2 separate regions of the Homo sapiens genome follow, and region 1 is linked to region 2. A link is a loop called in an ENCODE intact Hi-C map of the cell type or tissue named here. Cell type or tissue: PC-3. All regions are shown on one strand.

The links. Peaks named below come from ENCODE experiments on the same cell type or tissue, not always from the same donor. Only the 100,000 strongest peaks of a DNase experiment are listed, where the experiment ranks them.
Region 1: it touches region 2 in a loop (3.0-fold over the local background); 2 of 110 quality-filtered maps call a loop at or near these places.

The regions. Positions count from the first base shown.
Region 1 is chr10:74,640,657-74,645,656 of GRCh38, reverse strand. The region is part of intron 9 of ADK (adenosine kinase); the gene reads right to left. It also overlaps the pseudogene NDUFA8P1. Among named protein-coding and RNA genes, the nearest start is that of ADK-AS1, 110 kb to the right of the region's middle. In PC-3, no CTCF peak of the experiment used is centred here; DNase peaks (open chromatin) are centred at 1,896 and 2,556; H3K4me3 peaks cover 483 bases; H3K27ac peaks cover 1,742 bases.
Region 2 is chr10:74,702,096-74,707,095 of GRCh38, reverse strand. The region is part of intron 10 of ADK (adenosine kinase); the gene reads right to left. Among named protein-coding and RNA genes, the nearest start is that of KAT6B, 120 kb to the left of the region's middle. In PC-3, no CTCF peak of the experiment used is centred here; a DNase peak (open chromatin) is centred at 2,255; H3K27ac peaks cover 553 bases.

The DNA of each region.
Region 1 (5,000 bases), 61 kb after region 2:
TAGCAATTGGGGACTTTGTGATCTTTTTGGGAGTTCAATTACTATTAGAGTAAGTATTAATATAAAGAAAGCAGAAATCATTCAGGGGTCACAAAACAGTGGTAGTAGCACTTGCAGCTTTTTGACACAGGTATAATATTTAGAGAAACACCTTTCTCCCTTTCACAAAACCTATATTTCCATTTCATTATTAAATAAATATTATGTTTTAGATTAAGAAATAAAATCTTCAATGTTGTTCAATATTGCACTTTACTAATTAAAAAATCATCAGGTAAGAGACTCCATATAAGAATGGTAGGAATTACTCTGATGCATGAAAATGAAATGACACACTAGAGAACCTCAAACACTGAAGAAAACTGAAACACTTGCAAAAATATACTGAACAGAGAAGTAGAAAAATACCATAAATATAAGGGAGAACCAGAAATCTTTGAGTTTAGAATTTATGGGCACATATGGATAAAAGACAGTACATTTGCCTTGGGGCAGGGGGTAGGGGATGGACAATTAAACAATTAGAAGAGAAAAACTGCAAATAAATTAGAAGAATACAATTTTGAAACAAAAATTCTAGACAAGCTGATACAGAAAACTTAGTGCTAACAAAGGAATAATACAAAAGTGAAACACAGTGGGCTGCTCTGTACTACCTAGAAGTTAATATTAAATATTTAATTCCCCAAAGAGGAAATTCCCACATGACTAGTTGGATAAGACGTGGGCTAAAGGAATTTAGAGAAGCACCAGATAAAAGAAAATGTGCATACATATAATTAACATTTTACAGAAGGGCAGCAAAAGTGTTTTTTAAAATAAAACCAGGCCGGGTATGGTGGCTCATGTCTGCAATTCCAGCACTTTTGGGAGGCCAAGGCAAGAGGATCACTTGAGGCCAGAAGGTAAGACCAGCTTGGGCAACATACAAAGCCCCATCTCTACAAAAAAATTAAAAAATTAGCTGGGTGTGGTGTCACTTGTTCTCCTAGCTACTCAGGAGCCTGAGGCGGGAGCACTGCTCCAGCCCAGGAGTTCGAGGTTACAGTGATCTATGATTGCATCCCTGAACTCCAGCCTGGGTGGCAGAGCAAGACCCTGCCTCAAAAATAAACAAACAAATAAAAAAACCAATTCTTTCACTTAAGTCAAAGTTTGAACAATAGCTTGTTTTAACTTTTTGTTTATACTTGGTTTAAATCCTAAATTGAGACCTTTCATTCTGAGCATTAGTTTTATTACAAGACTAGAATATAAACATAAAGGAAAATGGGGCCACTGTACACCGTATCCATTGCCCCTCTTAACTGAACTCATCCCTGTGGGAAGACTGAATCTGTTCATAAGAACTGTACTTCCTATCTGATTAATATCAGATTAAACCTTCAAGAGGAGCTCTTACAGAGCATCTGGTTGAATGTGGTACAGATGCCTGGTCAGGGTTATTCCTGCTCTTTAACAGTTTCCCAAGCAATCCAGAAGGACAGAAAAATATTAATACGGATTAAAGTAGGTTGCAGGTACTAATGGCAGCCTAGGTAATTCAGACCAACTGTCTTATCAAGAATTAGAACATCTGGACATATTTTTAAAAAATCTGTTTGAAGGCATTGAAGTCCTAACAAAAGAATGAAGAATTACCAGGCTATAATACAGAGGATGATAGAAACCCAGAGAAGTGAGTCTGGTGTTTGATGCTAGGAGGACAAAGTCTGGAACCCAGTCTGTCAAGAGTAATGGGCCTAGTTAAAATCTCCTTATCTCAGGGTGGGAATCAAAAGGATTAAGGGTGTGTGAACAGGCAGTAGAAAGACCTAGACAAGGGATTGTAGCTTAGCCTCTAATCATCTAAATCTTTAAACTTAGATGAAGATAAATATAGTGTGCCAATGTCCCCATGCCTGCCAAAAGCAAACATGAATCATCCTATACTTCAAATTATTTCTATAAGCAATTTTGCAAATACAACATATCACCCACAATAAAAAATAAACAGTAATACAAAGAGGCAAGCAGGAAATTAAAACCAGCAGAAATTACAGCTTAATAAAGCAGTTCCAGATATTGAACTTAACAAACAGAAACTTTGAAATAGCAAGAGTTAAAGATAAAATCGAGAATTTTAACAGAGGACTAGAATACAACAGGTTTAAATGGAAATTGAAAGTAAAAATTTAGTGGATAGTTTTAATAGAAGCTTAGACACAACTTAAAAAAGAATTAGTGAACTGGAAGATAGAACAGAAGAAAATACCCACAATGAAGCCCAGTGAAGACAGATAAGATGCATTCTATATAGTTTCCCAAAGTAGAACTAGAACCTATGGGTAAAAGTGATCAAGAAGGCAAATTTATGTCCAAGAGAAGGAAAAAGTTTCTAACAATTTAGGGTTTATAAAACCAAATTAAATGGACCTCTCAGGTTGTGAATGTTTTAGAGAGGGTTTCTGACTTGAGTTGGGAATGAGATAAGATGACCCCTCTGTCCCTTTCAATTTTAAGACCTTAGGATTTAGGCTAAGCATGGTGAGTCATGCCTGTAATCCCAGCACTTTAGGAGGCTGAGGTGGGTGGATTGCTTGAGGCCAGGAATTTGAGACCAGCCTGAGCAACATAGTGAGATGCCTGTCTCCACTAAAAATAAAAAAAGTTAGCCAGATATGGTGGCACACACCTGTAGTCCTAGCTACTTAGGAGGCTGAGGTAAGAGGATCCTTTGAACCCAGGAGTTTGAGGCTACAGTGAGCTATGATCATGCTACTGCACTCCAGCCTGGGTGATAGTGACTGAGTGAGACCCTGTCTTAAAAAAAAAAAAAAAAAAAAAAAAGAACTTAAGATTTTATAAGAATTCAGAGAGTGATCAGGTAGAAAAATTAAACTCAGGAGAATAAGTTTTGAAAGACCACAGTATGATCCAATAAATGTAAAAGTATATATATTATGTGTGAATGCAAGCACTCAGTAGAAAGATGTCTAGAAGTAATCACTAAATTGTTAACAAGGGTTATCTCTGGGGATAATTTTAGTAAATATTTTATAAGAGGGAATATGGTAAAGATGATATCAGTAACCATGAGATCAGAGTATTGCAACTAAGGGTATTACATTAGAGGAGGGGTTCTCAAACTTTTTCTCTTAAAAAATTATTGAGGTCAGGTGCACTGGCTCATACCTGTAATACCAGTACTTTGGGAAGCCAAGGCAGGAGGATTGCTTGAGCCCAGAAGTTTGAAACCAGCCTGGGCAACATAGTGAGACCCTGTCTCTTTTTAAATTAAAAAAAAAAAAAAAAAAATTGAGTGCATCAAAAAATGTAAGCCAGGAAAAAAAAGAAAAAAAAATTGAGGACTCCAAATAGATTTTGTGTGAGTCATATTTATTAATATTTACTGTATTAGAAAATAAAATGATCTCAGAAAATTTCTGAATAAACCTACATTTTAACATATTTTCATAAGAATAACTATATATTCCAAACAAAAATATTAGTAGAGAGTATGACATTTAAGTTTTTGCTAATCTCTTTAATATCTGGTTAACAGAAGTCAGCTGGATTCTTAACATTTGCTTCAGTATTCAATCTGTTGTGATATCATACATTATGTAGTCTCTGGAAAACTCTACTGTCATTGAGAGTCAAAAAGGCAAATAATATATTTGAATTACTGTGAAGTAGTTTTGATTTCATAGAAGAGATTCCTTGAAAGAGCCTCAGAAAGGGCACCCCCAGTGAGTCTATACTTTGAGAACCACTGCATTAGATTAAGGGCTATAGCTGTCACTATGCTGGGAAGGTGGCCCTGTTCACTTTAGATAAGGTATAATTACCAGGTATGTGTCAGTTCTGTTGTGCTCACAGCTGTGGCTAGTGGGATAGGCCAATAAGGAATTCATGTTCTGCAACTTAGAAAAGATCCCGAACAGTGCTTATGTGAAAGCAAGCTGGCCAACAAGAATATTTTAGACTTCCCTAGTCAGATAAAGTACCACTGTGCTGATCCTTTTATGTAGTAATGGGCCTGAATTACATATCCCAACCTGTAATTGCTTTTTCATTGTTGGAAACAAGTTTTATATAAATGCATTAGACAAACTATACTAGCTGAAGCCTGACATGGAAGAACTAACAAAGGTCTCCAAAGTGAAGGCAGACTTATCTCCATATTAGAATACTGATAACTTAAGACCAAGATAGAAACCCAACCCAAGATAGATGGGGATCTGAAACCTGCAAAGCATGGCAGCTGCCCCTTTCTGGACCACCAAAAAATTATTTATTTATTTTTAATTTTTAAAAAGTTATTTTTTTTAGTAGAGACGGGGTCTTGCTATGTTGCCCAGGGTGGTCTCAAACTCCTGGGCTCAAGGGATCCTTCTGCCTCAGCCTGGGATTTTAGGCATGGGCCATTATGCCTAGCCAAGAGAAATATTTAAAAATAAAATAGTAAAGGGTCCACAGCCTACCTTCTACTATGAAAAGCATGATTTGGCCCATTTGATGAGAAAGAAAATGAACAAGCCCTTGAGACTCTCTTCTACTAGGCCCCTAACTTTTGAAGACTTAAAATAACCCAGTCACAGGTGTTGCAGACACCATTTTCTTCCTTAATTGGGAAGTCAAAGGCTCTATTTCAGATAATTTACTACAACAGTTTGGTGCCAGAGTATTTTTAATCTTTTTCCCATGGTATTACATCCTGACAGTGAAATAATATTTTATATTTGCCTACGCTTTAAAAATAAAAAGTCTGAGAGAATGGTCTCTATGAAATAAGAATTATATCCTATTCATCAAATAATTCTCTTAATATGACATTCCCATTACATTAACATCTAGACCTGGGCTTGTTAAAATATGGCCTGTGGGCCAAATCTGGCTAGCTGCCTATTTTTATAAATAGAGTTTTATTGGAATACAGCCACACCCATTTGTTTATATACAGCTGTTTTCACGCTACAGAGGGAGAGTTGAGCACTTGCAATGGAGGTAGTATGCCC
Region 2 (5,000 bases):
TCACTGCACCCCAACCTGGGTAACAGAGTAGGACCCTGTCTCAAAAACAAAAATTGATTAAAAAGTTAAGAATATTTATCCATATTTATTCTAAGGTACTTCACATACTTCAAATATTTGAAGTACCTTAGAATAAATCTGACAGAAGTTGTGTAGGGCCTGCACATTGAAAATGACAAAACAATGCTGAGAAATATAAAAGAAGCCTAAATAAATAGACATAAAGTGTTCAAAGGTCAGAAGATTCAATATTATCAGTTCTGCAGGAATTTTTCTATTAATTCATTGGAATACTAATAAAAATTCTAGCAGATTTTTCTTATAGAAACTGACAAGCTGCTTCTAAAATTTATATGGAAATTCAAAGGACCTAGGTTAGCAAAAACTCAACTTTGAAAAAGAAGAACAAAGCCAGAGGATTTATACTACCTGATTTCAAAATTTATTATAGAATGATAATAACCAAGACACTATGGTATTAGCATATAGACAAATAGATCAATGGAACTGAACAGAGTCCAGAAATAAACCTACTTCTGTATAGCCAACTGATTTTTGACACAGGTGCCCAAACAATCCCATCAAGAAAGGACACTTTAACAAATTGTGTGAAAAAAAAGCATTTCAACCTTTACCTTACACTATCTACAAAAATTCACTTGAAATGAATCACAGACATAAATGTAAGGAATAAAATCCTAAAACTCTTGAGGAGAAAACATAGAAGAAAATCTTAGTGATCTTGGGTTTGCTAAAGATCACTTAGTAAGAGGTAAAAAGTATGAACTTTTCTTTTTTAAAAATTTATTTATTTTTGAGACAGTGTCTCACTATCACCCAGGCTGGAGTGCAGTGGCACACTCATGGCTCACTGCAGCCTCGACCTTCTGGGCTGAAGCTCTTCTCCCACCTCAGCTTTCCTCTAATTCTTGCATTTTTTTGTAGAGATGCTCAGGTTGGTCTTGAACTCTTGGGCTCAAGTAATCTGCCCGCCTTGGCCTCCCAAAGCACTGGGATTACATGTATAAGTTACCACACTTGGCTAAGAATGCAACTTTTATAGAAGAAAAAATAATCTGAACTTTGTCACAATTAAATACTTGGTACCTCAATAACAAGAAACAACTCAACACAAAGTAGGCAAAAGTATTTAACATTTTAGCAAAGAAGATAGATGCCAAATAAGCAAATGAAAAAATGTTCAATATCATTATTCATTAAAGAAATGCAAATTAAAATCACAATTAGATACCACTGCACACTCGCAGAATGGCTAAAACTGAAAAGACTGACTATAACAAGTGTTGGCAAGGGTGTGATCAACTGGAACTCTCACACACTAATTGTGGGAATGTAAAATGCTAAGACCACTTTCCCAAACCATCTGTCAGTCTTAAAAAGCTAAACATGTGCATATCATATGATCCGTTCTATTTCTAGGTATTTACCCAAGGTAGGTGAAAGCACATATCCACACAAAGACTTGTAAATGAATGTTCACAGCAGCTTTATTTGTAATAGCCCCAAACTGGAAACAATCCAAAAGGGGATGAGAAGGAGCAGGAAGGCATGATTAGAAAAGGCCATGGGAGCAGTGGATATGTCCATAGTGATGGTTTCATGGGTGTACACATATGTCCAAAGTTATACAATTGTAAACTTTAGATTCATACCGTTTATTGTATGTCTATTATGCCACAATAAAACTGTGAAAAAAGAAAAAAAGGATAATTGCAAATAAGACAGGTCAAGAGCAGAAGAATCTGGGCTACCTTCCCCTTAGGGGAAACCTGAGCTGCTGAGCTGCTGCAGTTAACACTCAAATACTCAGAAGAGCAGATAATAATGAGAAACTGTGCTGCAGCTAGGCTTCTGGGCCTTCCCTGAGGCCCTGGGCAGCCTGAGGGGGATGAAGGTTAATTGAGAAGCTGTGGTATAATGACCTGTAGAGAACATTATAAGTGATTTATGTCCTCCTTCTTCTACCATTCTGACCACACAGACTTTTCCCAGTCAGATTTGGGGAATGCTCTGTATTAGATGAAACAAATAAGTATTCCCAACCAAAGAATAAAATTAAAATGGTTAATAGAATGATGTATTTTAAAGACATTTGCTGAGACTGTAAAATCACTCTCTCAAGAGGTTTAGTAAGAGTATTTTATCACCAAGTTTTCAGGTAACAGTCAAAAGTCAATATTAACTTTTCTGCCAAACTGTGAGGCGAAAATGCTCAGTCCACACAGTGAATGGAGCAGATGCCAAATTCAGAGTCAGATCAGCTTACAATGCAAACATGTCTATTAGACGCCTTATAAGCAACATCTGTTTTCTTCATTCCGCCTGGTATGATCATTGTGAGAAAAAGAAAAAGCTCATGTTTATGAAATATTTTTGTGAAGCAAAACCACCAGCATCCTTTTTCTAAGAGAACTAGATGATGAATGAAGTATTCTGAAGAATCTTTTGCTTTGACAAGTGGAGAACCTGGATGCTGAAAAAAGCTAAGACCTTTGCCCAAGGTGAATGTCAGTTTTTCAATAATCTATTTTTAAAAACCAACTAAAATGAAATACAGATACTACATAATCAGTTATAAGTGGAATCTTCAAAAAGTATCTGATGTGAATCTTGAAAGCTGTATAAAATTGTTTAAATAAACAAAGGGAGCTTATATTTAAATAATTGTAGGGAATCCTTTTATAATGGAAGTAAACATCCCCAAGATACTTTTTTATTTTGAAAAATATACGTAACATAAAATTTACTATTTTAACAAATTTTAAATGCACAATTCAGTGACATTAAGTACATTCACAATGTGCAACTACTACCTCTATGCATTTTTAGAAGTTTTTCATCACCCCAAAAGAAACTCTGTACCCATTAAACAATAACTCCCCACTCCTCTTTACTTCTAGCCCCTGGTAACTGCTACTCTACTTTTGTCTCTATAAATTTGCCTATTCTAGGTACCTCATATAAGTGAGATCATACAATATTTGTCTTTTTGTGTCTAGCTTATTTCACTTAGCATAATGTTTCCCAATATAATCTTAGTTTAGATTTTTAATTATTAGCCTGCTTAAAATGTATTTTATTTGAAAAGGATTCCAAATTCAGAAAAAAGTTGCAGGAATAAAAATAGTACAAAAAGCATCTGCATATCATCTACCCAGGTGCACAATATTGTTAACATTTTGCACCATTTGCATGTACTCTTTCTCTGCATACAATTTTATTTCCCTGAACTATTTGAGAGGAAGTTACATTTACAATGTCTTTTTACTTCTGAAAACTTCAGTGTATCTTTTCTGAGAATAAGGATATTCTCTTACATAGCTACAGTGTGGACATCAACATCAACTTCAGTAACACTGTTATCTAATCTACTGTCCATATTTCAATTTAGTCAATTACCCAATAATATCCTTTATGGAAATTTTCTCCTCTGGAACAGAGTCTAGTTCAGGATTTAACTGTGGTATCTTTATAGTTTTTAAAAATCTGGAACATTTCCTCAGATTTTGACTTTTGAGATACGGACATTTTTGAAGAATATAGTCATAACTTACCTCACCTCATTTTTAATTTATTTGTTATTTATTTGAGACAGGGTCTTACTCTGATTGCCCAGGCTGGAGTGCAGTGGCATAATTTTTTTTGGCTCACTGCAGCCTCAACTCCCTAGGCTCAGGTGATTCTCCTACCTCTGCCTCCCGGGTAGCTGGGACCACAGGTGCACACCACAACGCCTGGCTAATTTTTTTGTACTTTTAGTAGATGGGGTTTTGTCATGTTGCCCAGGCTGGTCTCGAACTCCTGGACTCAAGCAATCCACCCGCCTCAGCCTCCTAAAGTGCTGGGATTACAGGTGTGAGCCACTGTGTCTGACGCGCTTATCCCATTACTTATTTATTTTCCCATTTTTAATAGACTGATTCTAATTTTGGATTTGTCTAATATTTTCTCATGATTAAGTTCAGACTATGCACACCCAGGCAGACTACTACACACATTATGATGGATCCTTCTCAAAGTGTCACATTTAGAGGCACATCATGTCCATCTGCTGTGCACTGGTGATAGGAATTCTGACCACCTGATCAAGGTGTTGTCCTACTTCTCCATTGTATAGTACCTATTTTTTCCCTTGCATCTAACAAGCAGTTTGTGAATAGACAATTTAAGATCACATAGGCCAGGCACGGTGGCTCACACGTGTAATCCCAACACTTTGGGAGTCCGAGGCAGGCAGATCATGAGGTCAGGAGTTTGAGACCAGCCTGGCCAACATGGTGAAACCTCGTCTCTACTAAAAATACAAAAATTTGCCAGGTGTTATGGCACTTGCTTGTAATCCCAGCTACTTGGGAGGCTGAGGCAGGAGAACTGCTTGAACTCAGGAGGCAGAGGTCACAGTGAGCCGAGATCATGTCACTGCACTCCAGCCTGGGCAACAAGAGTAAAACTCCATCTCAAAAAAAAAGAAAAAAGAAAGAAAGAGACCAGAGAGAGAGAGAGGAAGGAAGGAAGGAAGGAAGGAAGGAAGGAAGGAAGGAAGGAAGGAAAGAAGGAAGGAAGACAGACTGAGCAAATCCTCAAATCAAATTAGGCTGGCCATGGTGGCTCCTGCCTGTAATCTCAGCACTTTGGGAGGCCGAGGGGGGCGGATCACAAGGTCAGGAGTTCAAGACCAGCCTGGTCAATATGATGAAACCCTGTCTCTACTAAAAATACAAAAATTAGCTGGGCATGGTGGCGGGTGCCTGTAGTCCCAGCTACTTGGGAAACTGAGGCAGGAGAATCGCTTGAATCCGGGATGCAGAGGTTGCAGTGAGCTGAGATCACGCCACTGCACTCCAGCCGAGGCGACAGAGACTCCATCTCAAAAAAAAAAAAAAATCACATAAATATTCTGTTCTTTATCAAAAGTCCCAACCCCCTCCCAGATTGAGTATCCACTCATAATTTTTAACTGAAGCAACTCATACTGTGAT